Linked DNA regions of Mus musculus: all the other regions are linked to region 3. The links are chromatin loops, found by intact Hi-C in ENCODE. Cell type or tissue: left cerebral cortex. All regions are shown on one strand. Links, peaks and the distances in the headings refer to the core of each region. The heading gives the core; the rest is flanking DNA.

What was found. A loop is a pair of places that touch in the nucleus more often than their neighbours do. Peaks named below come from ENCODE experiments on the same cell type or tissue, not always from the same donor. Only the 100,000 strongest peaks of a DNase experiment are listed, where the experiment ranks them.
Region 1: a loop joins it to region 3, with 7 times the contacts of the local background. A loop is called at or near these places in 23 of 42 quality-filtered maps.
Region 2: a loop joins it to region 3, with 2.4 times the contacts of the local background. A loop is called at or near these places in 2 of 42 quality-filtered maps.
Region 4: a loop joins it to region 3, with 5 times the contacts of the local background. A loop is called at or near these places in 17 of 42 quality-filtered maps.

Annotation. Positions count from the first base shown.
Region 1 is chr2:90,621,429-90,629,331 of GRCm38, reverse strand. Gm39870 (a long non-coding RNA gene) reads right to left here and starts at 4,759. Exons shown (of 3, transcript XR_866517.1): 1 at 4,682-4,759; 2 at 3,009-3,092; 3 at 935-1,178. In left cerebral cortex, for the core only: a CTCF peak has its summit at 4,092; DNase peaks (open chromatin) are centred at 4,111 and 4,731.
Region 2 is chr2:90,741,337-90,749,239 of GRCm38, reverse strand. It overlaps Fnbp4 (formin binding protein 4), which reads right to left and starts at 3,682. Exons shown (of 17, transcript NM_018828.3): 1 at 3,414-3,682; 2 at 2,452-2,544. The coding sequence starts at 3,642. It also overlaps the pseudogene Rpl30-ps3. In left cerebral cortex, for the core only: CTCF peaks have their summits at 3,512 and 3,725; a DNase peak (open chromatin) is centred at 3,853; H3K4me3 peaks cover 2,285 bases; H3K27ac peaks cover 1,594 bases.
Region 3 is chr2:90,471,396-90,479,298 of GRCm38, reverse strand. Ptprj (protein tyrosine phosphatase, receptor type, J) reads left to right here. Exons shown (of 24, transcript NM_008982.6): 2 at 4,310-4,328. Among named protein-coding and RNA genes, the nearest start is that of Olfr1274, 75 kb to the right of the region's middle. In left cerebral cortex, for the core only: a CTCF peak has its summit at 4,380 (motif pointing left); DNase peaks (open chromatin) are centred at 2,799, 4,344 and 5,719; H3K4me3 peaks cover 304 bases; H3K27ac peaks cover 1,014 bases.
Region 4 is chr2:90,575,176-90,583,078 of GRCm38, reverse strand. Ptprj (protein tyrosine phosphatase, receptor type, J) reads left to right here and starts at 2,484. Exons shown (of 24, transcript NM_008982.6): 1 at 2,484-2,923. The coding sequence starts at 2,828. It overlaps Gm46752, which reads right to left and starts at 2,324. Exons shown (of 3, transcript XR_001783391.2): 1 at 2,163-2,324; 2 at 1,709-1,968. In left cerebral cortex, for the core only: CTCF peaks have their summits at 2,646 and 3,279; DNase peaks (open chromatin) are centred at 3,295, 3,524, 3,847, 4,961 and 3 more places; H3K4me3 peaks cover 3,360 bases; H3K27ac peaks cover 2,859 bases.

The DNA of each region.
Region 1 (7,903 bases), core at 1,064-6,063, 150 kb before region 3:
TTATTGGCTTACTTCTTTACTGTAGAGACGTAGCTGGGGTCACTGCTGTGTCCTCAATGGCTAAGGTAGGCCTGAGAGGACGACAGCATAGATAATACCCAATGTAACAAGCTATGGGTCTGTCTGTCTGTCTGTCCTGTCCCTTTAATTAGAGGTAAGGGAGCATGATGCATGGACTTAGACTCCATTAACTGTGTTTATTCACTTCCTATGGCAACCTTGGGCAAAATTCTTCAAGCCTCAGTTTTACCATTCATAAACTTGGGATAATCCACGTACTACCTCATGGGATGTTACAAGAACGATGGCAGAGAGCAAAAAGAAGTGACTGGCCCTGTGCCTGGAACTGTCATGGTTATCAACAACTTCCCTGTGTATACCATTCTTATATTGTCTAATGTTTTGAGCTCTGAGGCTAGAGGGATGGCTCAGCCCCCCAAGTCAGTCATTTTTAAAATATTTTGTAAAATGGTGTTTGCATAACTAATGTTCAAAGTAATCAGATTATGTGGATTAGCGATATGTAATTATACAATTATAATTCAAGGAAAGTGTTTTAAAATAAGTGCAGTAAATAGAGATACATATTTAAAAGATTTGTTTTTAAAATTTTTTATTTTTTAACCTTTTATGGATTCTTTGTGAGTTTCACACCATGCACCCCAGTCTTACTCATCTCCCCACCTCCTCATATCTGCCTTTTACTTTTGCAACCTTCCCCCAAAATAAACACACACACACACACACACACACACAAGCAAACAAAGCATAGAAAACATCTCATTGGGGAAGCTGCAGTACGTCACAGTGTGTCCCACAGTCTACCCCTCTGTCCACACATCTTCACTTGCACATGTTCATTGCAATGAGTCATTGGTCTGGTTCAAGGTCTCTGGCTTCTGTGACTCCATCAATATTGAATCCTCACCAGGACTCCTCTCGGTTATCCTGTTGTTGCCCGGTGTCATGGAGATCCTGCAGCAGGACTGGCCTTTTCGCATGTCCCAACCATTCGCAGATGATATAGATTTTGGGGTAGGCCAACTCAGAGTCCTGGATCTGAGCCTGGGTGGGAGCTGAGCTGGTCAGCTTGCAGGCTCTTGCTTAGCCACACCACCACAGTGAGCTCTCCAGCACTGCTCTGGCTTTTGTCTTCATATATGTATTCACCTGCATGTCTGGTGACAGCAGAGGTCAGAAGAGGATGTCAGAGTCCCCAGAATTGGAGTTGCAGATAGTTGTTAACCACCACATGGGTGCTGAGAACCCAACCTGGGTCCCCTGCAAGAGGCTCTGAACCACTGAGCTATCTCTTTAGCCCCAAGCTTAACTTTTTTTTATGTTTAATTTTTTATTAGATATTTTCTTTATTTACATTTCAAATGCTATCCCGAAAGTTCCCTGTACTCTCCCCCTGCCCTGCTCCCCTACCCACCCACTCCCACTTCTTGGCCCTGACGTTCCCCTGTACTGGGGCATATAAAGTTTGCAAGACCAAGGGGCCTCTCTTCCCAATGATGGCCAACTAGGCCATCTTCGGCTACATATGCAGCTAGACACGAGCTCTTGGTGTGTGTGTGTGTACACTGGTTAGTTCATATTGTTGTTCCTCCCAGAGAAGTTCTTTATTCTTTAGAGCTTGTCTAAATCAGCCCATTTCTACCCAAATAGCATCTTACTCTGTAGCTGAGGCTGGCCTCAAACTCAGAGCACTCTTCCTGAGAGAGAGAGAGACCTATGGAAGAATGATAACATAGCTAGGAGGTAGTGGCAGAAGGATTTGAAATTCAAGGACAGCCTCCACTACCTAAGATTTAAGTCCAGCCTGGGCTATATGGAAAAGAAAGAACTTATGCAAGAAATGCCTTTAGTTCTCTAAAGGTAAATGTAAAAATTAAAATGTGGGAAAAAAATAACCATCTCCCACAGGGTTACCCCTCAATGTTTGAGTCTTTTTCTAGACACTGTGGAATTTTCCCTAGCATATATTGTCTAATAGCTCTCTGACTTTTGACTGAGTATTGCTCTCTGGCTTATCTGGTAGCCTGCAGTTCCAGTTCCTAGAGATGCAAAGGGCTGAGAATCTTGGGTTCCAGTTGGCCTGGGCAGGCTTTTCCTTTAACACTATTCCACTCTTTCCACATCACTTCTTAGCACTCAGAACAAAGTTGTAGCCTACCAGAGATAGCCCCTGAGATTTTATGCATGTGCTTCTCTTGCTGAAAATCCTCCCTCTTCTGATTAAGTCTGTCTTAAAAGTTTAAGGCACTCAGTATCTTGTGGAAGATTCTTTTTAGAGGAGGGCACGGCGAGGGCTGGAGAGATGGTACAGAGGATAAGATCATCGGCTGATCTAGTAGACCTGGGTTCAGTTCCCAGTCACGAACACTCACAAATTGTCTTTAATTCCAGATCCAGGGGGCCTGCTGTCCTCTTCTGACCTTGGAGGGCACTAGGCACACACTTGGCACACACACATCCATTTATTTTTATTTTTATTTTTATTTTTATTTTTATTTTTATTTTTATTTTTAAGAAACGCAAATTAGAAGTCAGTGATTTAGATCCATTGAAGATCAGAATCAAATAACACAAGGGCTCCTTTCCTGCCTCCCTGCTTCTGGCTAGAGCAAAGAGCAGCCTCAGTAGATGAATATTGACAGGGAAACCCACACTGCTTCGTTTCTCTTCTATTACGGAATGGCACGGGGCTGAGGACTGCATATGCATCTTAGCTCAGTGGATGCAAGCATTTGAACCCGTCTGGATATCCAGCATCCACCTAAAAAGCTGGACAGAAAGGTGTAATTTTTTTTTTTTTTTTTTTTTTTTTTTTTTTTTTTTTTTTGGTTTTCAAGACAGGGTTTCTCTGTGCAGTCCTGGCTGTCCTGGAACTCACTCTGTAGACCAGGCTGGCCTCGAACTCAGAAATCCACCTGCCTCTGCCTCCCAAGTGCTGGGATTACAGGCATGAGCCACCACTGCCTGGTGAAACGTGTATTTCTTACCTGGGGAGATGAGGCCAGGCAAATCCCCGAGCTCCTTGGCCATCCACTCTGGCTAAGTTGGTTAGCTCCAGCTTCAGTGAGACCCTGTCTCAGAAAATAAGGAGAAGAACAATAGAGGAAGACATCCAGTGTTGGCCTCTGGCTTCCACACGCAGACAGACACAGGTGAACACACACCCAATGCACATATACATAAGTGTATACATATGCTCTCCCCCTGAGAATCAAGCAACACTTTACCTTAATAAAAAGTCCTAGGAGTGAGACTATTGCCTGCCTTAAAAACGTCTCAAGATGTTTATTTACATACATAAACACACACATATAATAATTTTCTATATCGTTAGTGTACTTTTTTGGGGGTAAACACATGCTGTTTTGTTAATTCGAAAACAACTAAACTTTTGTGGTATGACTGCCAAAAATGTACAGCCTGATTATAGTCATTAGGAAAACATCCAATAAACTGAAACGGAGCAACAATCTGCAAAATCCCTCATTTCACTTCTATAGGACAACAGTAGTAGCAACAGCAGCAGCAGCAGCAGCAGCAACAACAACAACCTAATAGCTCAAAAGACAAAGAAAAACACCAGATTTAATATAAGGTTTTCTTCTGCTGCAAAGGGATTATGGAGAAAATTTGAGAAATTTGGATAAAGTTTCACAATTGAATAATAATGTGGTCTCACTATCAATAAAGTAGATAATATAATTTACTCTTGAATGACTCAGAACAAATGTATTTGGAGTGTGTGTAGCAGAAAAGGAAGGTGTGGGGAGGGAGGAAAGAGGGAACATGATAAACCAACCAGTAACTGTTACAAGTTGGGGAGTCTGGGTGAAGAACTTACTGTAATTCTCATTTTTTTTTTCAGTTTTAAGTCTGCAATTGTGTTAAAGTAAATTAAAACCCACAAACTTTAAAATGTCCCCAAATGAATAGGATAGGCACAAATTTTAAATATAAAAATAAGACACGTTGATCATTTGTTTTTTCCTCATTTGCTCTGTCAAACTAGCTCACAGTGCTGGGTTGTTACTGTTTTCACAAACATGATTTAAGGCTATAACAAACACTGGTCCAGCACTCGATAGAGGGCGCTGTAACATTGCAAAGCCTAAGCCACAGCTCCTGTGCTTAATGTGGATTCTGAGGTGTTGACCAGTAGGATGGGGGCGGGGGGGGGGGGTTGAGAGTCTCACAACTGAACTGTATCCACAACTCATTTTACAAATGAGCCCACTGAGATGCAGAGAAGGAAACATGTCGCTCAAAGCCACAGTAACAAGCATCCTCCTCCTCTAGACCTTGAGAGCATAGCTGGCGTTTCTCCAAGGTTTCCCTAGGTTCCTAACCCGTACTAAATGCTTTGAGTGCAAGACCCTTTTAATCATTTGCCTACACCCATTTTGAATTCTGAGTTGAGATCCAGTAACTCAGGACCTTGTTGGGTGTCATAATAAACCAAAAATCAAACAAAAAAAAGAAAGAAAGAAGGAAAGAAAGAAAGGAAGGAAGGAAGGAAGGAAGGAAGGAAGAAAGAAAGAAAGAAAGAAAGAAAGAAAGAAAGAAAGAAAGAAAGAAAGAAAAGAAATCCTGGCTCTTCCTACAGCTAACTTGGCATTCCATGCCACAGTTCTGCCTGGGCGTTTACTCTGAAAGAACTCACCATATAAAGGGGAGGCAGAACACAGCCATCAGAGTGCCAGGGAACTGAGACTCTCCTGCTGCACACGCTTGCTGGCAAGGAACCAGAAGCCCGGGGAAGGAAGGTTGTTGGGACTCTGGGAGGAAGGAAGGAGGGAGCAAGGTGCAGCCAGGCAGTTAAGAGGCCCATGAAATCTGGAAAGCTGGGCCAGGGAGATGGCTCAGGGGGTAAAAGCTGCTTGCTGCCAAGCCTGACAACCCCGAGTTCCATCCCTGGGACACACATGATAGAGGGAGAGAGTCAGCTCCCACAAGTTATACTTTCCCTCCATGCTTACACTATGGCATTGTGTGCGCGGGTGCATGCACACATGTACATGCATACATGTGCATGCCTGTGTGCATGCACACACACACACACACACACACACACACACACACACACACATACACACACACATCAAATGTAAAAAAAAAAAAAAAAAGAACAAAGTAAGAAGATAGATTTAAGACAATGAGAAAGCTAATATGGAGAGAAAATGAAGAGGGAGACAGGGCAGGAAAGCTCATAGAAGAGCACATGGAAGTCTTGATTTCTCTTCATGCAATTATCCTAGACCCCCCTATTGAATCCAGAAGCTAGTTTCTATGTTAGAGCATCCACCAGAAACACAGAGGATCCCTTCCACTCTGTGTACCTAGACTGCACCCCAGCTCTGTCCCCTTCACTTCTGTCTATACCCCACCCCAGCTCTGTCCCCTACACTTCTGTCTATACCCCACTCCAGCTCTGTCCCCTTCACTTCTGTCTATACCCCACCCCAGCTCTGGCCCCTATACTTTTGTCTATACCCCACCCCAGCTCTGTCCCCTTCACTTCTGTCTATACCCCACCCCAGCTCTGTCCCTACACTTCTGTCTATACCCTACCCCAGTTCTGTCCCCTTCACTTCTGTCTATACCCCACCCCAGCTCTGGCCCCTATACTTTTGTCTATACCCCACCCCAGCTCTGTCCCCTTCACTTCTGTCTATACCCCACCCCAGCTCTGTCCCTACACTTCTGTCTATACCCCACCCCAGCTCTGGCCCCTACACTTCTGTCTATACCCCACCCCAGCTCTGTCCCCTTCACTTCTGTCTATACCCCACCCCAGCTCTGTCCCCTTCACTTCTGTCTATACCCCACCCCAGCTCTGGCCCCTTCACTTCTGTCTATACCCCACCCCAGCTCTGTCCCCTACACTTCTGTCTATACCCCACCCCAGCTCTGTCCCCTACACTTCTGTCTATACCCCACCCCAGCTCTGTCCCCTACACTTCTGTCTATACCCCACCCCAGCTCTGTCCCCTACACTTCTGTCTATACCCCACCCCAGCTCTGTCCCCTTCACTTCTGTCTATACCCCACCCCAGCTCTGTCCCCTACACTTCTGTCTATACCCCACCCCAGCTCTGTCCCCTACACTTCTGTCTATACCCCACCCCAGCTCTGTCCCCTACACTTCTGTCTATACCCCACCCCAGCTCTGTCCCCTTCACTTCTGTCTATACCCCACCCCAGCTCTGTCCCCTTCACTTCTGTCTATACCCCACCCCAGCTCTGTCCCCTACACTTCTGTCTATACCCCACCCCAGCTCTGTCCCCTACACTTCTGTCTATACCCCACCCCAGCTCTGTCCCCTACACTTCTGTCTATATCCCACCCCAGCTCTGTCCCCTACACTTCTGTCTATACCCCACCCCAGCTCTGGCCCCTACACTTCTGTCTATACCCCACCCCAGCTTTGTCCCTACACTTCTGTCTATACCCCACCCCAGCTCTGTCCCCTACACTTCTGTCTATACCCACCCCAGCTCTGTCCCCTACACTTCTGTCTATACCCCACCCAGCTCTGTCCCCTACACTTCTGTCTATACCCCACCCCAGCTCTGTCCCCTACACTTCTGTCTATACCCCACCCCAGCTCTGTCCCCTACACTTCTGTCTATACCCCACCCCAGCTCTGTCCCCTTCACTTCTGTCTATACCCCACCCCAGCTCTGTCCCTACACTTCTGTCTATACCCTACCCCAGTTCTGTCCCCTTCACTTCTGTCTATACCCCACCCCAGCTCTGGCCCCTATACTTTTGTCTATACCCCACCCCAGCTCTGTCCCCTTCACTTCTGTCTATACCCCACCCCAGCTCTGTCCCCTACACTTCTGTCTATACCCCACCCCAGCTCTGTCCCCTACACTTCTGTCTATACCCCACCCCAGCTCTGTCCCCTACACTTCTGTCTATACCCCACCCCAGCTCTGTCCCCTTCACTTCTGTCTATACCCCACCCCAGCTCTGTCCCCTACACTTCTGTCTATACCCCACCCCAGCTCTGTCCCCTTCACTTCTGTCTATACCCCACCCCAGCTCTGTCCCCTACACTTCTGTCTATACCCCACCCCAGCTCTGTCCCCTACACTTCTGTCTATACCCCACCCCAGCTCTGTCCCCTACACTTCTGTCTATACCCCACCCCAGCTCTGTCCCCTACACTTCTGTCTATACCCCACCCCAGCTCTGTCCCCTTCACTTCTGTCTATACCCCACCCCAGCTCTGTCCCCTACACTTCTGTCTATATCCCACCCCAGCTCTGTCCCCTACACTTCTGTCTATACCCCACCCCAGCTCTGTCCCCTACACTTCTGTCTATACCCCACCCCAGCTCTGTCCCCTACACTTCTGTCTATACCCCACCCCAGCTCTGTCCCCTACACTTCTGTCTATACCCCACCCAGGCTCTGTCCCCTACACTTCTGTCTATACCCCACCCCAGCTCTGTCCCCTACACTTCTGTCTATACCCCACCCCAGTTCTGGCCCCTTCAAGACTCTGTACACTGCTCCCCTTGCTTCTTTTCTTGGACTTCCCATAACTCATGCTCCACAAAACAGCCAGAATCACCTTTTAAAATATACATCTTAAAAAATGTTTTCGTTTTTAAGCATATGTTGAGTGTATTGCACACATCTGCCCTTGGAGGCCAGAAGAGGGTATTGGATACTCTTGAATTACAGTTGCAGGCAGTTTCGAGTTGCTCAACATGGGCGCTCTGGATTTGGGTCCTCTGAAAGAACAGTGAGTACTGCCTCTCAAGTCCCTAAAATATGTATCTGCCCATCTGCTAGTCCCTAAAATAAGTATTTCAGCAGCCATGTTGGAAGTAAAAGTTGGTCCAGGCTCTGCGACCTCTGGCACTCTTG
Region 2 (7,903 bases), core at 1,177-6,176, 270 kb before region 3:
AAAAACAAAGCAAGTAATGATTATTCCTCAAACAGAAAGTTCCATGAGCTAAAGTGCATGAAGACAAATATAACTGGACTGGACATCGTGGCTGTTAATCCTAGCGCTTGGGAGGCAAAGACAGGCAGAACTCTGCTTGAGGCCAGATAGGGTTACCAAAGGGAAAAGTCTCAAAACAAATACTTTAGGAGTAAAATTACTATAATTTTGGGGAGCTCAGCCACCTGCATCTCCAGCTTCATGGGATCTAACGTCCTCTTTTGGCCTCCTCAGGCTTCCACACACAGAACACACTCAGACAAACACACATCTACAAATAAAAATAATTGGGACTGGAGTCAGTGTTAAAAGCACTGACTGCTCGTCCAGAGGCCCTGAGTTCAATTCCCAGCAACCACATGATGACTCATAACTATCTTTAATGAGTCTGGTGCTCTCCTCTGGCATGGAGGCAGAACACTGTATACAGAATAAGTCTTAAAAATCACAACATTGTGATTCAGAAGAATATCTTTAAAAAAAAAAACCAAAACAGAAAATATCAAAAGAAAATCAGTCTTTAAAACCTTTAATCTTCAATATATATAAAATGCAGAAAAAAGTTCTTGCTTTTCCAATGTGAAAATTCTCTAATATGTAAAATTTAAAATATATAAAATTTAATCCCCAAGCAACTCAGGACTATAGTAGATGCATTTATAGATGAGTAAGTTTCAGCCCAATAATTGTTTTGAAGTCTCAGAGTAAAAGTCAGAGTGGTGACTTGAACTCAGGGTTGCCAAAATAATCACTGCTGCAAACACTTCAGCAGAGTGGACTGGGTAACTGTATGGGGTCAGGGGTGCATAAGAGGATTGGTCAGTTTATTTGATTGGTACCAACCAGGCAGTGTGGGAAATGAGCTGGATGTAGTGGAGCACACCTGTAATCACAGTCACAGGACTTGGGCAGCAAAGGCAGGAGTTATTAATAGTTAAAGGCCAACCTCAGCTAAATAAAAGGTTCTAGGCCAGCCTGGACCATGAGTCACTGGAGGAAAAGAACAATTCCGGAGGTCCTGAGTTCAAATTCAGCAACCACATGGTAGCTCACAACCATCAGTAATGAGATCTGGTGCCCTCTTCTGCAGGACACATGCAGGCAGAACACTGTATGCATAAATAAATAAATCTCAAAAACAAACAAACAGCCTTTCTCGCCCTCCCGCCCCCCCCCCCCCCCCGCCATCTTGGCGGCTGGTGTTGGTTGGGGGTTGTCCCGCACGTAAGGCAGGAAGATGGTGGCTGCAAAGAAGATGAAAAAGTCTCTGGAGTCGATCAACTCTAGGCTCCAACTTGTTATGAAAAGTGGGAAGTATGTGCTGGGCTACAGACAGACTCTGAAGATGATCAAACAAGGCAAAGCCAAGTTGGTTATCCTTGCCAACAACTGTCCAGCTTTGAGGAAATCTGAAATAGAGTACTATGCCATGTTGGCTAAAACTGGGGTCCATCACTACAGTGGCAATAATATTGAACTGGGCATAGCGCGGGGAAAATACTACAGAGTATGCACACTGGCTATCATTGACCCAGGTGATTCTGATATTATTAGAAGCATGCCAGAACAGACTGGTGAGAAGTAAACAAGAAAGTTTTCCTTTAATAAAACTTTGCCAGAGCTCCTTTTGAAAAAACAACAAACAAACAAACAAACAAACAAACAAAACACAAAAGGACCAAAAAGCCGGCAGGGAGATGACTCCCTTTGTAAAATGCTTAAGGACTTGCATTCGGAGCCCTCATAGCCATGTTTTGGCAGAGTATGAAGCACACTCATCTGTAACCAGCGCTGGGGGTGAAGTGGAGTGGTCAAGACAAGTGGACTGGAGGAGAAGAGGTGTCTGTGCAGTCCATCTACCTGAACAGTTAAAAGTTCGGGTTCACACCGGGCGTGGTGGCCCACGCCTTTAATCCCAGCACTTGGGAGGCAGAGGCAAGCGAATTTCTGAGTTCAAGGCCGGCCTGGTCTACAAAGTTCCAGGACAGTCAGGGATATACACAGAAACCCTGTCTCGAACTGCCCCCCCCCCCCAAAAAAAGTTTGGGTTCACTTGAGACACTCTCAAAAAATAGATAAACAAGTTATGTGGCCCAGCCTTAGAAGCACGAATGTGTGTCTGCAGCCATAAATAAACTTTCATGTTACTTAAAAGTTTATACACAGCAAGCCCTCAGGAAAGATTTATTTATTTTTTGTTAATCCATTTTTGTAAGCCAAGAGTGGAACCCAGAGTTTTGCATCTCACCACTGATATGCAACCCCAATCCTAGAAAAGCTTCAACGACTTTTTATGAGAAATAATAAATTAGCAACATTTAACCATCCAACAACCCAGCTGCACACTTTTATCTTTCAACTTAATAAAAGATATTTTAAGGGAAAGGCAAAAACAACAACAAAAATCTCTACCTGTTGCCTTGACGGCTGTCGGTCTGGTGGTCATGACTGGTGTTGGAGGGTTCTGAACAACGTTGGGGACCTCCACCACCACTTCTTGTTCATCTGTATTTGGAATGCACAAAAGGAAGCTGCAGTCAGTCAGTGGGCCAGGGTCCAAAGCTTGACCTTCAGCCTGAATCAACTTATAAAACCAGCGTGTATCACTGATGCAAACTAAGAAGACAAAAAACAAGCTGATCTACCCTTCCATTCATTTAGTGGTAGCGACAGTAAGAACGTGAACACTATGAAAATGGCACCTGCAATACTTAACAATTAACATGCATAAATACTTCTGCACGTTTCCACACGTTATGTACATCCTATTAATCTGATTCTTAATGTTTGATACAGTATAGCTTCTCCGGCATCTACTCCATGCAATTGTTACCCTAAACCCAAACACAATTCCAGAAAAGCCCACACACAGGTTTTGTCACTTTCCCTTAAGTCTGGGGTTACCGATGCTTTGTCTAGCATAAGAAAAAAATATGGGTTTGTTCACTTCTAAAGAGTGGTGTCTCCATTTCAACAAAAACGAAACCAAGCGTGACAAGTAGAGAAGGCCAGGTTCAACCGCCTCAAGGCTCGCACGTGGAAATTGCCCTCCACCTTCTGCGTTATTAAGATCGAAGGGAGTCATCTAGGAGACATTTGGGGTCCCAAGCCTCGGTGGACGGCACAGGTTCCGGGGAGAAACCCCTGCACCGCAAAGGCGCCTCAGATGAGTCCGGGCCCGGCCTTCCGCCTCCCAGAGTCCCCGACCGCCGTCCCGCGGGCCCCAGATCGCTGGCAGCCGAGGTGTACCTCGCCCGCCAGGGTTTCTCTTCTTCACCGGGTCCGAAGAGACACCCGGGAACCTAGGCCGCAAGCCCCGTGCTCGAGTTTCAGACGTCCCAAATAAAAGCAGGGCTCCTCTCGCGCGCCCTTACCTTCTGAAGGCGAGTCCTCTGGGGCAGCGGAGGCAGGCACCGCGGGCGACGTCGCGGCCGCCGCCGTCGCTGCTGCCGGCGCTGACTGGCTTGTCGCCGCCGCAGTCGAATCTGCCTCGGGATCCGGATCGGGGTCGGGATCCCGGCCCGGGGTGCTGCTCCGAGGACCCGGTGGAGAGAGCTGCAGGATAGGCCTGCGGCCGGGTACCGCCCGGGACTTCTTCCCCATCATGAGCCGGAGCGCGAGCAGCGAACGACGGCAGATTAGTGGGGCGGGCGCACAGCGCCCCGGTGCGTAATCAATATTCATGAACCGTGGCACCGCCTCCCGAGGAGATCCGCTTTTAACCGGCGCGGTGCACTTGCGCATGCGGCCTGCGCCCCGGTGCTTTTACGCACGTTCCGCTCCATCCATGGTGGGTGGGCTTTGTTCAGGGAAAAGGCGATTGGCTGTTTTGACTTGAGACGGACTCGGTAGCCAATAGCAAAGGGAAAAGACAGGACTTCGCGCCAATAGTGCGGAAGGGCCCGCGGTGTGTGCGACTTCCTTAGACTGGGGTTGCACCATGCGCTGTTAGCCAAGTCTTTTCTTTAGGGCTTTGTCCGCCATCTTGTAGCTATTTTCAGCTGCTTATTGCTGTTTGTCTTTGAGGAAGATAAAGATACATTGCACCCTTCTGCAAGTTCTCTTGGTTATTGTAGCTTCTTTGGGGTATAGTATTAAACAATGATGATGCTGGGTGTTTATACATCGGTAGGCTTTTTCTGTTTTGTTTTGGTTTTGTTTTTGATTTTCGAGACAGGGTTTCTCTGTGTAGCCCTGGTTGTCCTGGAACTCACTTTGTAGACCAGGCTGGCCTGGAACTCAGAAATCCGCCTGCCTCTGCTTCCCAAGTGATGGGTTTACGGTAGGCTCTCTCCCCACTTTCTTGCTCCAGCCCCGCTCGCCCCAACCCAAAGGTTTATTTATTTATTAAATGTAAGTAAACTGTAGCTGTGATACACAAGAGGGTATCAGATCTCATTACAGATGGTTGTGAGCCACCATGTAGTTGCTCGGATTTGAACTCAGGACCTTTGGAAGAGCAGTCAGTGCTCTTAACCGCTGAGCCATTTCTCCAGCCCCAGTAGGCTCTTTAAAACGAAATACGACGTGATTAGTAGGGAAAATGACTGGACCTTGGAAACAGTCAAACTGTTCATATGGGATACCGAAGCCTTACCTCATCCTACTTCTGTAAACACTACTTTTTTGCCCTACCTCCAACTCCTCCACCTTGAGGCTGAGCTCTTTACATTTTGAGTCTTCCTTGTTCCCCATTCCTAGAGTCAGGTGACATCCTGAGTCATTAATGTTCTCCCCAGAGATAGTTACCACGCAAGATAATGCTGATTTTCTCCAGGACCCACTCCTTCCACCCATCCCTGATTGCTTCTAGACTAATGACAGCAGGCCAGAAGATGAGAAATAATGCCTAAAGATGGTGCACTGTACTCCTGGAGAGCTACTGAAGTGTTCTAATAACACTGGAAGTAGTTGTCATGGTTCATGTCTATAATTTCAGTGGAGACAGAGGTAGGAAGATTTCAAGTGAGTCTAGCCAGGTATGCATATTACCAGAGCTTACAAAGTGAGATCTTGTCTCAAAGATAACAATAATAACAATAAATTAATAAAATAATAATAATACAAGGAGAAATCTGGGGAAGATGTATGAGAATGGATGTTAAAGAGGGAGTATAAGAGGCAGGAGGATTTCTGAGTTCGAGGCCAACCTGGTCTATAGAGTGAGTTCTAGGACAGTCAGGGCTACACAGAGAAACCCTGTCTCGAAAAACCAAAAAAACAAAAAACAAAAAAGAAACCCTGTCTCAAAAAACAAACAACAAGCCAGGCAGTGGTGGCACATGCCTTTATTCCCAGCACTTGGGAGGCAGAGGCAGGCGGATTTCTGAGTTCCAGGACAGCCTGGTCTACAAAGTGAATTCCAGGACAGCCAGGGCTATACAGAGAAACCCTGTCTCGAGGAGAAAAAAAAAAAAAAGAGCAAGAATAATAGGCCAGGCAAGTGGATCTCCGAGTTCCACTAGAGTTAGGGCTACATAGTGAGACCCAGTCTCAAAACAAAAATATCTGGGGTTAGAGAGATTGCTCTGAGGACCTTCAGTTCCCAGTACCCACATGGTGATTCACAACTGTAACTCCTGTGCCAGGAGATCTGTAGCCCTGTTCGGGCCTCTGGCACCAACTATGCTTATGGTGTACATACATATGTGCATTTGAAAGATGTACACACAAAATAAAAATAAGTAAAACCTATGTACACTGGGAGAGTTGAGAAACCATACCGTCATCAGAATTTTGCAAAATACACTAGATTTTCAAAACCCCGGCATCACTGAAGAGCTCCTTCTTTGTAGGCCAGACATCACAGGAGAGATACAGCAGCTTACTTGGAAAGCTAAAAAAGAAAAAAATGGATCCTGGGATGGCAGGGGCTAAATGGGCATGGATACAGATTTTGTAGTAGCACAGAATACACTCAGTAGACTGAGTCCGGGAGGCTTATGGCATTCACCATAGATCTACATGAATCATGGTATTCCCGCAGGTGTAATAGGAAGCCTACAAAATTTTTGATCTGTATAAGTAGATGTTTTCAGGTCAATAAAAGTAACTTGAGTCATGTGAACAGAGAATCGTGGCCCCTCCATCAATACTTAGACCTTTGTCCTTTCTGAAGATGGCCTTTGATTCAACTTCCCATCCATTCCTCTCATCTTAAGTCCATCCTTTAGTTGCAATAACTACTGTATCACATGACAAAATCGTTCCCCCAGGGCCCAGTACAGACAAGACCTTCCTGAGCATCCTTGCTCTTCACTGTCAAGCCCTCTTGGTACTTGACAGTGGTATGGACACCCAGCTCCCTCTCTAAGTGCAAGAAATAACTGGTAGAATATTTTTTTTTATAGACACAGAGGTTGGTTGCACACTAACCAAGCACACTAAAAATATCTAATATTTGTTATTTGCTGTGTTGCTATGTATTAATGACTAATAACTTTAAATGCAGGTTTGTATCTGATTCTCATAACCTTACAGGGTAAATAGCTCAATTTTGGGTTCACCTGCTAATGGTTGTTAAGTGAAAAATCCACAAGAATAGTGACTTGATTTATTTATTTTTTTTCGAGACAGGGTTTCTCTGTGTAGCCTTGGCTGTCCTGGAACTCACTCTGTAGACCATGCTGGCCTCAGAACTCTGCCTGCCTCTGCCTCCCAAGTGCTGGGATTAAAGGCGTGCACCACCACGCCCGGCTTGACTTGATTTTTTTAATTCATTTGTTTACTGTTTCTAGCAAACATACTTTCTGAAACATGAGAAACATTCAGCAAATATCTTAAAATACAAGAACTTGACTAGATGAATGAATGAACATACACAAACTTGAAATAAATTAGATTGTTTTCTTACTAATGGATGAAGAATCTGGATTATTAAGGTATTCTGAGAGTTGTGCTCCTAATATAGAAAAATAATAGATGAAAAGGATATTAACTATTTTGAAATTGTTAGCAAGTTTCGGATTTATTTCTTGGGAAGAGTGGCAGTAAAATATGGTAAGTATGTAGTGGAATTCTTTTTTTTTTTTTTTTAAATAAAAATGTACTACATCCAGAGTCAGAGGCAAGTGCATCCTTGGAGTTCAGGGTCAGCCTGCAATACGCAGTAAGAGCCTTTTTTTTTTTTTTTTTTTTTTTTTTTTTGGTTTTTCGAGACAGGTTTCTCTGTGTAGCCCTGGCTGTCCTGGAACTCACTCTGTAGACCAGGCTGGCCTCGAACTCAGAAATCCTCCTGCCTCTGCCTCCCAAGTGCTGGGATTAAAGGCATGTGCCACCATTGCCTGGAGAGCCTATTTCTTTCTTTTAAAAATTACATGTATGTGTGTGTGCATAGACATGCATGCCACAGCATGTATGGAGGTCAGGGAACAACTTGTCGAAGTTGGTTCTCTTTTTCACATATGGTACATGACTGAAAATCATTAGGCTTGATAGCAGGCACTGTCATTTGAATCATCTCACTAGCCCTATTAATAGAAAAATTGATTGATTGATTGTTGGGGAGAGGTACATGTGTCATGGTACAAGTGTGGAGATCAGAGAACAACTTTCAGGAGTCTTTTCTTTCCTTCCAAATTCAGGTCTAGGGTGAGGATTTTTTACCCACTTACCCATCCCACTTCTATTTTTAACTCTTTGAGAAACGTTGGCAGTGACTGCATATGGTTGTACTTCTATCAAGAGTGAGTAAAGATTTTCCTTTTCCATTCTCACTAACATTTGTTGGCATTTGTTTTCTTGATGCTAGCCATTCTAAATTGGAGTGAAATTGAATCTTAAAGTTATTTTTGTGTTTCCCTGATGGCTAAGAATGTTGGCCACATTTAAAATATTTATTAGCATTTTGAGGACTATCTTGCTC
Region 3 (7,903 bases), core at 1,364-6,363:
AGGAGACAGGATCTGGCCTCATTCACCTTCAGTGTTCATGGAAGGCCCTGCTTTAGGCGTTGTTCTGCTTTGTATTCCAAATTCCAAATACAGGGTTCTGTATAGAATCTTAGCCATAATCTGACAGAACAGAAACGAACGTCCGCAGATAACTACCTGTTCTGGCTCTTGTTAGTTCTATGTGTATGGATAATGTCTTGGGAGGTTTTGAAATGCCACAAGCCTTGCTGGCCCAGGGTGCAGCTGCCTCTGCTGTTCAGACCTCAGATTATAAGGACAGAACACAGCACGGAAGTGGGGGGATCAGAACCATGGGAGATCCAGGACGAAGGGTGTGTGTATAGGGGTGCATTTAGGGGTTCCAAAGCTTATAGCCTGAGGGAGTCTGGGATAATGGGGAACTCACACCAGAGAGGGGAAGAGGAGGACTTAAAGGGTCTCTTTTGGTGTGTGGTGTTGTCATGTGGACTGGGGAGACTTCGAAAGGTTTAGGTCCGTGTTCCCAGTGAGGTCTCTGCGGCCTGGTTGTAGAGCAGGAAGAACTCAGGGTTCCTTCTCTTATTCTCCTTCCTCATTTCTTTTCCTCCTCAGAAGATTCCTTTCCCTCCTTGAGCAGGATGGGGAGGGGCTGGGCAAAGACCAGATTTAATTGTCAGAGGAACCATTTGGAAGTGTGTCTCAGCGGCATTTAGTGCATCCACCCTGCGCCTCTGTCAGCTCTTCTCGCTTAGAATCCCATGAAGAAACCCAGTTTACGTAGACTTCATTTGTAACCAGGCCTTGTCTCTCCCCAGCCCCTGTGGCCCCCGGCCTATGTTTCACTTCTGTGGAGTCTCTGTTCTGGATATTTTATATACATGAACAGTCACGTGTCCGGCCTCTTTCCCGGAGTGCCATCTTTTTGAGATTCTTTCACGTATCAGGAGTCAGTGCCCCGTTCCTCTTTTTGATCTAGTGATTTTCCTCTTGTAGAGCTATTGGGTATGTATAGCTATTGGGTACATTTTTCCCTTTTGGCTATGTGAATCGCACTTCTGCAACGCCTTCAACAGCTCCCTGGTGCAAAGGCCGAGATGTCTGGTTCCCCTCGAGCCCTAAGCCCCAGGTCAAACTCCCTAGTCCTCTGTATCACAGCTCTGCTAGGTTACAAGGGAAAGGCTGGGGGTGGGGGGACTCAGAGAAGGGTCAGACCTCAAGCTTGTCTCTGCATACCTCATTATGCCCAGAGGGAAGTGGGGAGTGGAAAGCGCTGGTCCTGTCTCGGGTCTGCAGCATCTCTCTCTGGGCTTTCTCCTCTGGACACAGCTAGTCTCTGATCTTGGGCTGTGTAACCCGAGCAGCACAGACCTTATCTGTGGATGGAGATGCTCATTTTTGTTGCCACCACAGCCATCTGGGCATGGGCACGCTGAGGACTCCTGGACTCCCGGAAGGAATCCTGAGGAATGCTTACTGTTTTCCCTGTGCCACGGAGACTGATTCCAGGGGGAGGGAAGTCTCAGCTCCTCCTCCGGGAGCAGCAGGAGCTGTGCTCCTCACCATGTCCAGCTGTCAGCAGGGAAGTTGTCCCCAGACTCCCTTTCCTGCCGGTAACCTTGGGGTACTCTTCTTGGGCCTGGGAACCTGTCTCCTGTCATCCCGCATCAGGCTTACCGCATCCTTCTGTTTGGAAGGGTGGACTTTCTGTTGATGTCATTTTTAAAAGTATGTGTGAAGTGCCCTTCTAGCCAGGTATCTTGCAGGTGCTGTTTACAGCCATCTTTTTATCTGGTTTGTGAAAGACGCTGAGGTCCTGGCTGTGCCTTCTGTTCACCTGGGCTGATCCCAGGAGAGGAGTCCTTGGCCTTTCAGGATTGCTGCTGTGCAGATTCAGGTTAAGAGAAAGTCACCCCTCGTTGTCCTGTGAACTAGCATAAGTTGTTATCGTTAACAGGTGCAAAAGCAGATAGCTGCGTGGTCAGCAGGGTTGCTCTCTCCTGGCAAGGAGTCTGGAGGTATTGGTTGACTTAGCTCAAGGTTCAAGTTCTGCTCATCCTCTTCCTGGTGCTCTTCAACATGTTGTGAAGCTGCAGGCATCACGGGCAGACCCCATGAAATCCACCATAGCAGCATGGTATCCCCCCCCCCCCCCCCCCCCCCCCCCCGTGTACCTCATTGTACTATCTTTTGCAGACTCTTGATACCATTTTGCTAGGCCAAGTCTTAGTTCCCGTGGCTTCCAAGGAAAGGGCTGACATTATTTGGAAGTCAGGTCCAAGGACTCAAGGACGAGAGCGCAGAGGTGGAGAGGGAAGTTGGCAAGGAGGTGATAGATAACCATGTGCTTTGAAGTGGCCATTGCTTCACCATGAGCTCCAAAGAGACCCAGCCTGCCTTGTCTATCCAGTCTGCCTCAGAGCACGGGGAACCCTTACCATGTTTTTAAAAATCATCATCATCATTAATGGGAAAGGAACATGCTGATATATTTTTTATAATTAACTTTTAAGTCTTCACTAATCACTAGTAATTTTCTCCACTTAGAAGGTGGCAGAGCTGGTAGTTATACACAGGGACTCTGCAGTCTGAGTACCACGGTTCAAATCCAGGCCTGCCATTCACCTCTTTATTAATGAGTCGTTTGAAAGACTGAGTTTGTGTCTGGGAGCATTTTAAACAGAGCCTGGTAGTCAGTGCTCTGAATGAATTGACGTCAACATGCTGAGCACAGGGACTCCGAGCTGTGATTCCTTTTTAACTCCAACAGATGATACTCTGCTTTTGCAGGCAGTACTGTTTACCTGACTCTGAGGGCGTGGCTGCTGCTGTCCTCTTTCTTGGGATGACGAAAGAGGCTGCTAGCTGCGGCATTGGCGCTTTAGACGCGTGCTTGGCCTTTGCGGGTGCGTCCTACTGGGATATTTATGATAGTGCTCTCTGACTGGAGTTACTTTTAGACTTGTCTCTTTTCCTCATTTTTGGCAAACAGCTAGAGGGCAGGATGGTTTCAGGTGGTCCTTAGATGAATGGATTCCAGGAGGGGCAACGCTGTATTGATACCAAGGCGGGTACTATGGGCAGGTGCCAGAAGCCACCATCCTAAAGAGTGATGGTTTTGTAGTTGAACTGGGCAAAATACACTTGCTTCCTTGTGCTGGCATGGCCTCTTGTGTTCTCCCCCTCCCCTTGGGTCCATCCTAGACTGTGTTGTTGACATATTGCCTGGCTCAGATGAGCTAAGAAAGGTTAAGCTTGAGAGAGGAGATGGTAGAAAGTTTTGGGGGACCTTGGGGATTCCGTTCCATCTCAGCTAATTGGTTCTTTTCTGTGACACTTATTGAGCACCTACTGTATGCACAGTGTTTCTGCTCCTGTGGAGGAAACAGTGGTGAAGGAGTGAGGGTGGTTTAGTTTTCCTGGCTGGTTATAGAAGAGACTTCTGAAGGGGTGGCCTTTTTGGGCAGGCCCTAGAAAATAAGTTTTGGGGCACTGATTTTGCAAGAGGGAATATATGTTTAAATGTCCTAAGGGGAAATCAGCTTCAAGAATACGAGTGTCACCAAGACTAGAGGAGCCTGCTGGGTACTTAAGGGTGGATTTTTAATCTGAGGGCAGTAGGGAATTGTGGGGCATTTTCCCTTCTTTTGGTTATTTTCTTTTTCTCAGTCACCATACTTTGGAAATTCCAATTACCAAAAGCATGTATTTAAGAGACAATGGGATTTGCGACCTTGAATTACATTAGGCTTTGGGGAAATAATGTATGGTATGGATGATAGTGAGAACCGCCGAAGGGACTCCCTGGCTCCCAAACGAAAGACTAACATTGCCAACTAAATCTGTAAGGCCTCACATTCTGCTCCTTCCCAAAGCTATATACCAGATAATTAGAAACTGATTGCCCTCTACTGATAGACTAAAGAAGGTTACTATTGTATAGTGAGAGATTACAAACCTATTGACTGCACTTCAGCCATGGCTTTAACAGTAGGCTGGCCCTGGACATGGCTAAAGGGAAGAGCTTGTGGCCTGCATTTCCTTTTGTATTCTCTGTAAGGCAGTTCACCTCCCAGGGGCAGGAGGGAGCACTGGCTTGCGGAGCTGTGAAAAACACTGGGTTTATGTAGTCAGCAGCCCCATGGCCTCAGTGAACCCAGTTAATCTTTTGTATAGTTGACTTGCTCTTTCCCTGTATTTACAGCCCCAGGACGCCCTCTCCATGGCCGTCTGCCTCCCGTGCACTCGATACCCACCCCCAACTGCTCTGCTTCTGATTTGCATTTTCACGGTTGAATGGATCTGCTGACTTCCCTTTTCTTTTCCGTTACAGGTCCTGTGCGCAGGTGCGGGTGAGTACCTTGCTCCTTTCCATTCTTGTGTTGTTTGCTACTGCCCCCTAGTGGACACAGTTGCATTAATGGCTAACATGGGGGGAAAAAATCACAGGAAAAAAAGATAACAAGAATCCACTTATGGGGTTGGAGAGATGGCTCAGTGGTTAAGAGCACTAGCCTCTCTTCCAGGGGACCTGAGTTCGATTCCCAGCGGTGGCTCACAACTGTCTGTAACTCAAGTTCCAGAGGGTCTGGCATCCTTGCACAGACATGCAGGCAGAACATCAATGCATATAGAAACATAACAACCCCCCCAAAATACAATGAAGATAGAAACTGTAAGTGAAAGGAGCATTCAGTTAGTTGTTTAACCACAACTATAAAAATTCTTTGTTTTCTCAACTGAATGACGGTGATATAGCACTGTATTCCCAGTTCCTCGGGAGTCTACGTCAGCAGATTCTTTTGAGCTAGGGAGTTTGGGGGCTTCCTGGGGGACATAGTTAAACCACCAGCTCATAAAATCATTGGATTTCTTGTGATTTTCTTTCACCAGCCCACACCCATGTGTGAGATAAATATACTGAAACTGTAATACTGAATATTTCTATTTTATGTGATATGTATTATTTTGCAAGCACTTTCTTATGTTGCTGTTTTACTACACTTACAATATGGTGTTGTGGGATTATAGAAATTCTTGGAAAGCAGAGATAGCCTCCTATATTTTTTGATTTTGCGTGTCAGCCTGGGAGTGAGTCTATAGCTCATGGTTGCGTACTTGCCCGATACATATGAAGTTCTGGCATCCTTTGAAAGGTAAGTTATACAAAGTTCCTTTCCTCTTGGCCCTCCAGTGCTGTGTGGAGGCCTGAGTCCCAGTTGGAGCTGGGTACTTTTCCTGGTCTGTAGGAAGACAAGATAAATACAGATGCCTGCCTAATATTATGGTGACGATGGTTTATATAGCTAAATACATCCAGCTGAAAGCACTGTTCTGGGATCAAGACCTTACTGTTTCTGTAGGAGGATAATAGTAGTTACTACTTTAAAAAAAGGTATATTTTTGGGAAAAAAATGGTAGCATTTTTTGCCCCTAAAATTCAGGACTTTTTTTTTCTTTTCCAGCAAAGCCAAACCGAACCAAACCAACCAACCAAAAAACAACCCAAAGCCTAGGACTCATTGAGATAAAATGATTGGCTTGGTCTCCCCAAGGAGGGCAGAGCTTGCTGAACCCCTCTAATAAGGCAAATCTTTGTTAATAGCAGTAATTATGCAGAACTTTCACAGACAGTGGGGTGCCCACACAGGCAGGCACTGTCTCTCCCGTGAGCCAGCCTGGTAGATAAGTTGGAGAATAGCTGGAGCTCTGCAGAATTTCACTGCTCTAGTGCAGTCTAGCTCAGAGGGTGGAGTGTTATTGAATGCTCATGGCAGGGAACAAAACTCCAGAGCTACCCTAGAAGGCTTTCCCTGGGAACTAAGGACTCCAGAGCCACGGGAGGGGCTCTGCGTTAGTCTGCTGGGTGACCCTCAGGATCACGCCACATTCTGTCTCCCCACACTTCAGGAGGTTCTTTCTCTCAGCCCTGAGAGCTGTGTCATCATGGTGCTGCCTCCAGCCCCTGCCTACATACTAATCTGCTCTTCTTATATGAATGGCAGCTTTATGGGGAGAGACCCCCCACTCTCATGACCTCATTTGGACTTAACCCCTTGACACCCTATCTTGCAAGTGTGCACACATTTGGAAGTACTGGTATATGGAGTACTTTAATGTATGGGTTTGGGGGATGACATCATTTAGTCTATAACTTACAGGGAGTGGGATTTAGGTGCAGACTCCAGAATCGATGTCTGGATTAAAGCTATAGAGTTACCCCCGTGACAGGCAGTAGGGTGGGAAATTGAGAAGGTGTTTACTTTACATTCAGAAGGGTGTGTCCTGAATTGTGAACCCCAGATTCAGCTACCCACAGTGCTGACTGAGTTCCAGTTCCATTCTGTACCAAAGAGACCTATGAGACACATCCACGTATTTTCCCCAGGAGCTGGAAATGCACATTCTTCTCCACTGGAGATGGAGCACTGTCTGGAATAGACCTATTTTAGGATACACAGGACATCTCACGAGTTTAAGAATTCAGGGAGCCACTGCAAGCATCTCTCACAGTCAAGTAAAACCTAGAAATCAGCTATTGCGAACTCTGGAAACTACACACATTTGGAAACTAGCAACATGCTCTTATATAACAGGCTCACAGATCAATAATGCAAGAAAAAAAGAAAAGGAAATTAAAACATTTGAGAAAAAACATATTTCAAAACATACAGAACGTGGCAAAAAGCTGTTCCAAGAGGGAGGTTTATGTTAATAAACGACTTTGTTAGTTCCTCCTTGAAAGGTCGGGGACCCGATTCAACAGCACCCCGAAGACTCTTCGGTGGGTCAAGTGAGACTCACCCCAGGGATTTAAACATGGGTCAGCACACGCACCCGAGTGTATGTGGTATGCTGCGTTGATAGAAAGATGGACAGAATCCTTGGTACTGTGACTGTCGAAATCTAGCAGTCTGTTTCCCCATGCTGCTCAGATCCCCTCTATGAATAAAATCCAAGCAGCTCTTCTTGCTATTGGGATGCCATGGCCGTCCTCCTGCAGGCGAGGCACGTGCACACTTAGCACCTGTACCACAGCTGGGACATTGCCCTCCAGGGTGCTGCTCGTCTGACTGCCTCCTCGGATGTAGCTCTTACCACTTTCTCCTCACCACCGTTGTGGCTGATTGTAAATGGTGGCACCCAGTGCTGTGTGAGCCTGTTGACTTATAGAAGAAGCTCACGCCTGAGGAGGCTCACAGATCATAAAGTGTCCAATTTCTCCTTGCTTTCCCCTTCCTCCCCTTCCTATGAACTGGATGAACTCGCACCTCCTTCAAGCCAGGTGAGGCACACCATCCAGTTCGTGCTGAGAAGACTGTCAGCAGTGGTTTCTCTCGCACTTCGAGAATAAGGGCTCACCTTGTATTTTACTGTTCCTGGGGCATTGCTCTTCAATCTTGAACTTAACCAAGTTCCACTCTCTTGCTGGTATTACAGTGAATAACCACATGGCTTCCATTGGTTTGGAGTCTTGCATTCTTGGCCTTGTACAGGGATATTCAGAGAGTTGAAACAATTTTGAATGAAATTTTATGACCAGGGCGATTAGGATTGAGGTGTCTTTATGAACTGATCTTGTCTATATTGTCATGATGGCTTAATGATAACCCTTTGAAGTTGGTATGGTACATTAGAGTTAAGATTGGGTTTTAAGGGGCTCAAACCAAGTCACTCACCCAGTGGGTAGAATAGATTTTCATGGGCTGTTTTGCAAGACTCATTTTGCCTTGTATCAGCTCTTGTATCAGCTGATGTCAAGGTTTAAACTCACAGCCACCCTCTTTTTGTTTTGTCTTCAGTTTCAAGAACGCACATTCATGCACAGGTGCATATATGTTTGGATGTATTTTGTTTCAGGGAAGTCAAAGAGACAAATGAAGAGAAATAAAATTAAGTCCCAACAAGGTAGACTTTATTCTTACAT
Region 4 (7,903 bases), core at 1,209-6,208, 100 kb before region 3:
TGATGAGCAAGACACAGGCCCTGTCTTTGGGCAGCTTACTTAGCTCCACGAGGACGGCAGTCAAATAGACAGAGGGGATCTAGCTCAGCTGCTAGGGTGCCTGCCTAGCATGCATGGAGCTGTGGACTCAGTCCTCAGCAGTGCATAAGTGGGGTGTGGTGATGCATGTTTACAGTCCTGGCACTTAAGCATAGAGAGAGGAGGATCAGAAGTTTGAGGTCATTCTTCAGGTATATTTGAAGTTAGGGGTCAGCTTGGGCTACCTGGGACCTTTTTATAAAACAAAACAACTCCATAAATTCAAAACTGTGGTTAAATAGAATTAAGCATTGGCAGCTATGGTTCACAGAAGACAAGTATATAACACCATTCTAACTGCAAAGAGAGACTGTGGTATCCCTTTGCCTAGGGAATGATTCTTCCCTAGTCTGTCTTTGCAAAGAATCCATGTTCCCCATCAGGTAACCACACATTTTAAGAGCCCCAGCTCCTACAATGTACTGAACATGCTAGGCATCGTGAAGATGCCACAGAGTAGGCAGAGGAGATGAGGTCCCGCCCACAAGGAGTTTCCAACTAGCACTGTTCAGGGTTCATTTCTCATACAGAGTATCAGTTCATCTTGATTTGTTTATTATGCACGTATTAACCCCTTCTCAGAGAAGGCTGTTAGTTCTTAAACGGTCACTACCTCTTAAATGGGGGCATACATTCTACCCAGTAGGAAATCAAAGGGCATGCAGGAGTTCATACCCCTGTTGACAGAACCAAGATGTGAATCTGTGGCAACTGGGATGGTGCAAGGTCTGTGAGGATCAGGGGCAGGTACAGTTCTATTAGCATTATAACTCCTTTCCTCTGGGCACCATGGAAGGTGCTTTATTTATTTATTTGTTTATTTTTATTTTTTAATTTTTTTGAGATGAAGTCTCTTTATGATGTTACCCCAGCTGTCCTGGAAATCACTCTGTAGACCAGGCTGGACTTGAATTTACCTCCTCCTGTTTCTGCCTCCTGATTGCTGTGACTAAAGCTGTGTGCTACCATGCCTGGCTGGTGTGAGTGCTTTTAAAAAACACCTGTTTCTGCCTCAAGAAGAGTGAGGCAGGGAGGAACATAACTCCTGTGGGCTGTGATAACCAGATAGTGTTTAATCAAATGCAAAATACCAGAGGACAGGTGCAGCCCCTTTCCCCTCTGTTCTCTGCGTGAAGCTGGGACTCTGAGGCCCAAGGGATGCCTAGAAGCAGGCTGGACACCTGGTGGTCTACATTCCAGTTCTCATAGGGTCCAGACTAGATTCACTTCACTATCTTGGCTGCTCAGGTCTTCCCAAATAGAACGCTCCTGTTTCTCTGTTTCTCAGAAGGTCAAGGTTGAAGAATCTGCCTTCTGATTTTTTTTTTTTTTTTTTTTTTTTTTTTTGCCAAGTTGCTCCCACTTCCTGCCACACTGCTCCCCTCTCTCTGCCCGGTGAAACCCAACCATCCATCAAAGCCCAGCTCAAGTGTCACCTCTTCCTTTGGTCAGAATCAGTCTTTCCCTCCCTAGCATGCCTTGGTTTGGTACTGTCTGTCATTACTTCTAGGTGCAGTAGATAGAGCTCTTTGGTTTCCTCTCGTGAGCCTGGGCACAGTAGCAGTATTCGTGGTAATTTGTAACTCCTTTCAGATCAGGACTTGTGATGACAGCTGCCAGATGGGCTCACCTTATGTCCCACCCTCTTTGGGACTTTACCCATGATCTCATTTAATCGCCAGGCAAGTCTCGGTAGACAGGTACCCGTAGTATCTTCCTGTTACACAGGAGCATAGAGTGGTCAAGAGAGGTGAGGCATCTCTCTCCAAGTCACACAACCAGGATTACACAGTTAGTATATAGCACAGCTGGGCTTGCCATATGCCACAGCTGGGGCTCTAATCACTGGACCAGCTTCTGTGCAGGCTCTCTGACTTCCTGGCCCAGCGTCTGGGGAGAGAACAGAATACATGGTGTGCTTCCAATAGTTTCGGGGGGTTCACCCACACCCTCCCCCAAAGCCCACCCACGGGCCAGGCTTCACCAGATTGCGGTCTAGAAGCAAGCACGACTGTGACCTGGGCAAGAGGCACGCTCAAGCCAGAGCCAGGGAGGGAGTCCCAGGCTGAAGAGTCCCTACTGACCCATCCATACTAGCTCGTGGCTCTGGAACAGTGGAGCAGCGTCCCGGGTCCCGAGTCCCAGGAATGTGGGAGGGCTAGGCGGACAGGGAGGGGGCGCTTCCTCCGGCCGCGGGAGGGGAGACGCCAGAGCGTGCACCGGGCTCGCCACCGCCCACTCCCCGCCCGCCGCCAGCTCGCTGGGGGCGGGGGCCGCGGCGAGAGGGCGGCGAGGGGCCGCGGAGCACGGCAGCGGCCGGCCCGCCCGAGCGGGAGGAAGCGATGAATATTCAGAGGGGGAGGGGAAGAGAGGGGGCCGAGCGCTCGGCGCGGCTCCCTGCAGCCGGAGCCGCATGACGCGCGGAGGAGGCAGAGGGAGCAGCCGGGGCCGCGGGAGCCGGGAGCTGGGAGCCACGCGCGGAGGGTGGGCGCCGCTCGCTCCGCCCCGCGAAGCCCCTGCGAGTCTAAGGCCGCGGCCGCTCCGCGCCAGGCGCGCTAGGCTCCGCCGTGTGGCCGCCGCCGCCGCCGCTGCCATGTCCCCGGGGAAGCCCGGGGCGGGCGGAGCGGGGACTAGGCGGACCGGCTGGCGGAGAAGGAGGCGGAGGCGTCGGCTGGAGACGGAGACGAGGGCGCCCGGCTTCGGGCACACGGCGGGGCGCGTCCCGGGCACGTTCCAGGGCGCGCAGGGCATGAAGCCCGCGGCGCGGGAGACGCGGACACCCCCGCGCTCGCCCGGGCTCCGCTGGGCGCTGCTGCCGCTGCTGCTGTTGCTACGCCAGGGCCAGGTAAGCTCTCGAGTGGGCCTGGGCGTGTGGTAGGAAGACGCGGGCCGAATTGGCATCGCCTGCACCTGCCCGGGTGTCACCCGTTCCAGGAACACCCGGCGAGGGTCTGAGAGATCGTGGTCCTGGGAGCCTTCCTCCTGGAGGAGGCTGGCAGGGATCTTGGCCAGCCTCCTGCTCCCGCCACTCAGCCCCTTCCCTGGCTCCCGGGTGCCAGGGGAAGGGCAGGATTCCGGGGTCCCCAGGGTGTCCCCCGCCGTGCCCGTTGACTCTTCCATAGAAGCTCCCGCATGGGCTGCAGGCGGCGGTGGCCCGGCCTTTCCCGGAGCTGGTCACGTCTGGCCAGCGCGGGCCCTGCTTGCGCGCCCGAAGCGGCCGGAGGGGGCGTGTTTGCGGAGGGCTGTGGATGCGGAGCAGGGACGGCCTGGCTGAGCCGAGGCCGACCTACGACCCGGCCTGGAGGGGCACGAGGGCTTGGACAGAAGGGCAGTGGCGGTGGCCGGGTGCTTGGGGACAGGCCCTGGCGCTGGGCGGTGGGCGAAGCGCCGGACTCAGAACCGAGGGCGCTTTTTGTGGGGGAAAGTTCCCAGCCTTGCCAAGGTGGCCGCTCAAAGGCGTCCCTTGAGGCTGCTGGCTCTGTTCTCATCATCGCTCCTGAGATAGTGCTGGCTTTTCTGGGTGTGCATTCGTGCTTTGTGGGCGCTAGCTATACCCCTCCCCTCCAGACTTTTCTTTTCTTTCTTTTTTTTTTTTCCTTGCTTCACTTTTTTTTTTCCGATAATGGTGGGACTCGAATTTTGGATCTTTTCTCTCAGTGGTATTTTCATGGCAGGGGATGTGATGCAAGGCAGCTGGGGGGACATTCCCATTTTGCAGATAGGGAACTGAGGGAGAGAAGTGAAAGAGTGGAATCACCCAGCTGGTGCTGCGGGAGCTGAGCAAGCGAGTTCTGCCTCACAGCCTTCTGGGAACTGGCTGTGGTCTTGAACTCTGCAGCTGAAAGTGGCCTGGAGGATGCTCTTGTCTTGCTTTTTGCTAATGAAAGTCTCACTTGCTTTATAGGTACCAGCTCTAAACAGACAGTGAGACACAAATGAAGCATAGGCTGGGGATGGAAACTGACTTTGAGAGAAAGCTTTGCACACACACAGACACGGGAGGGAGGGAGGGAGGGAGGGAGAGAGAGAGGGAGAGAGGGAGAGAGAGAGAGAGAGAGAGAGAGAGAGAGAGAGAGAGAGAGAGAGAGAGAGAATGAGAATATGAATTGTTCTAGAGGAAACATAGGCACTGGGGCAGCAGAGCAGGCGGGCAGAAGAAGGGAGCCTGAGTCTGGGCCTGAACTAATTGTCAGCAAGGGTAACTTATAGTTTCTAAAGCAGGATTTGCACAGGACTCGTGGTGTTGTCCCCAGCAAATAATTCTTTACTGGACTGGGTAAGAGCTGAGTCTGAAGAAGAACCAGAGTTGATTTTGCCCCTTTTCCCCAATTCCATCTTTAGCAAAAAGCATCTGCAGGAATGGGGGAGGGGACACACCATTTCATAGTAGAATTGTTTGAATGGCTTCCATTGAAGAGTGAAAGAATTTTGTAAATATATATTATATATGTACACCACTTTTCATATAAAGCCTTTTCAGATGGGATTGGGGATTTATTGGGGAACATTGTGGATGGGCTGTCTTCATCCTTTCCCTGTAGGAAATTCATGCACAGCAGTCTTTGACGTTAAAGAAAAAGAACTGCTTCTTATTTGAAGTTCCCCTTCTCCAAGAATTCGCTATGCAGACTAGGGTGGCTTCAAGCTCATTGAGATCTGTTTGCTTTTGTGTTCCATGTACAGGATGGTGTGGTCTTGAAATTCTCTTGAACTAAAATTTATATTATAGAAACATTTGAGCTACATTTCTCTTTAGTTTAATTTGATTATACATATGTATATGTATGTATCTGACTTTTGTTTCAACAATAGTAGAAGTTGCAAGCTGTGCTTTGAATCAGCAAAAAGTATCTTGGGTAAATTTATCTCTTGCCCAATCCTTCCTTGTGTTTCTTTAGCACATTGCTACCCTCCGCCTGCCTTGGGTTTGCTTATTTCCTTCCTCTAGTTTGTTCTGTAGAAACTCGAGAGTCCTGTCTTCATATTCTTGTTTTTGTATTTGTTACAAAATAGGAAATATAAAAGGTTTCATGAAGAAATATCTCCAAAAACAATCCTTTTCAGCAGTTTCATTTTGATATGGACTCTTGCAGGGGATCGGCACCTTCTCTCTCTCTCTCTCTCTCCCTCTCTCTGGTGCTGGGGATGGAACCCAGGGTAGGGGATGCGCTCTACCACCAAGTTACATTCTCAGTTTTAGAGAAGCCCTGCGCTTTTGAAGTGACTCAGAGACTGTGTCAGGGGCAGATAGGATGGGTCATTGAGTAAGAGTTCTTGCTACACAAACATGAGGATCTGAGTTCAAATCCCTAGGGCCAGTGTAAGATGTGGAGTGTGGTTGTGTGTGCCTGGAACGGGCATACTCTGGGGTGTGGAGACTCACTGGGGCTTGTTGGCTGCCCAGGAAGAGACCCTGTCTGAAAGGAATACGATTCTGTGTCCTCTGCCCAGTGCAAGCACAGGCATGTGTATCCATACACATGTACATATTATACTGAAAACACATAGACCCTTATCCTCAGCCTCCCCCCCCTTTAAAAATAAGCTCCCCTCCTTTTTTTTTTTTTTTGGACAGGGTTTTTTTTTTTTTTTTTTTTTTATGTTGCCAGCCCTGGCTGGTAGAACTCATTATATAAACCAGGCTGCCCTTGAACTCACAGAGATCTGCCTGCCTCTGCCTCTCAAGTTTTGGGATTGAATTTGAGCACCAGCATGCTTGGTGCTAGCTCTGGTGGTTGAAGACAGCTCCAGCCCTTCAAACCTCTTAGATGAGGACATTGGACTTGAGAGAAGAGGTTATTTGGCAAGATAGGATTATAAAAAAGCCAAGAGTAGAGCTTGAGTTACCAGTCTGGGCCTAGGCTTTTTGGCTGTGTTTTCTCTTCGAGCACAGTGCTGTGTTACTGTATGCCCCAAACTGCTTACAAATTGAGTTTAAGAGTCAATTAGAGCAGGCTTACAATTATCTCCAGCTCCAGGGGCTCTGACCTTCTCTTTTGATCTCCACAGGCACCAATACAAATGTGACAGACAGTCACATAGTTAGACACACATACACATCAATAAAAGAAAAATAATAAATCTTTTAAAAGTCAATTAGATTTGAAATATTTTTGATTTGTGTGTGTGTGTGTGTGTAGAAAGTAAGAGGGAACTTCTTTGATGGCTTCCCTAATGTTGATTTTTCTTTTCAGAAGAGGCTTTCTTATTTATTATAGTACAAGCAACAGAAATGGGGAGGGAAAGAAAGGAAAGGGAAAAAAAGGTCACAGAAAAGACCCAGCTCTGTTTGGACACCGATGAGGACAGGGCGTGGAAGCTGGAAACTGAGATGCCGGAAGCATCAGTACTTAGTAGGCCCGGAAAAGCCATTTTTGAAACTAGCATCTCACTCCCTTTCTCCAAGACAGGACGGGCAGTCAGAGATGACCCTAGTGCAAGGACTTTCATGGGTGTGCTATCTTAACTGGTCCATTTCTGAGTGCATTCGTACTCTCTAGTTTTGGTTTATGTATGTATTAGGCAGTGTGGCAAAGTGATCTCTCCTTCCTCTCTTGAGACATATAGTCCTGTTAGGTTCCTTAATCAGCTTGACAGCAGTCTGTATTAAAATAGATGCTGATGATAGCGACAAAACAAAAACAACTGGTAGCCACTTGGTCTCACAGTGTTCCTTTTTGCTTTGTCTTGTGTCATTTGGTGGGTGATAACTTTGTATTTTTATGTCTTGTGGCTAATCTATAAGCCTGATTATTTTCCTGCTTCAACCAGAGTACACACACTAAATATTTTGGCTCCTCTTATAACTGCTTTTTAAGTTCTCACAGGAGTGACTTTATTTTTGTTTTGCTTCAGAACAACAAAGGAAAACCCAACCATTCTGTTTTGTTTGCAGACAGTTTAAGAAAACAGAGCAAATTGGTTTATGGTTAGTCTGTGACTTTGGGCTAACTTCAAGTTCAGCCCCAGGACAAAGATGACCAGGAATACCCAAGCTTTCCTGAGCAGAGAGAATCCTGGCTCCAGAGTGAGCAATTTTGGTCAGCAAAGAGGTTATTTAGCTCCTAAAAGTAATGCTTGAGGCTGGGGCCGAGTTTCTGGATGACTGTAGGCCTGGCTTTAGCCAGTGCATCACGAGTAATTACTTCTTAGTTCATTCACTTCTTGGCCAGGGGAATTATTTTGAGTGGCGGATAAGATGCAATTTTCTGTGTATTTCCCTTTTAGCATCATGCCACCGATAATATTATAATTAATAGGTAGCATTAGGTGTGTCGGGCACTGTGTTAGGGCTTTTAATGAACTGTCTCATTTGGCCATTTCAGAAGTTCTGGTGGTAGCTGCTGCGCATGTTCTCAGTTTATGATTCCCAAGTAGAGCCAGGTTGCTCTGTTGCTCCAGTTTCCTGTTCTGTGCTGTAGAAGTCCTGGTGATGTCGAGGTTTTCAGTGTGTAACTGAGCATCGATGCCAGGCTTTTGTGGCAAGAGATAGGCTTGAGGGTCCCGAACCTTGATAGGCCTGAGAATTATTTTGGATTCTTTGTGTCCCAAATTATGTCACACCTTCAGGCCCCTCATGGCTACTTCTGTTTCTTTGAAGCCTGAGTATGTATACAAAGGCACACCTGCCTTGTGTGGGTAAACTGAAGTGGAAGAGCCTGGGTGTGGGCTTGCTCTGCCATTCAGTAGTTACAAGAACAAGCCAGTCACTCTCTGTGACTCTTCATTTCCTTATCTGGGAGCTGGAACTAATACTTCCTGCTTAGCTGGGTGGTGGGGGGATCAAATAAGATAGAAGGACCGCTGTCAAGTAAAACCTGAAGCC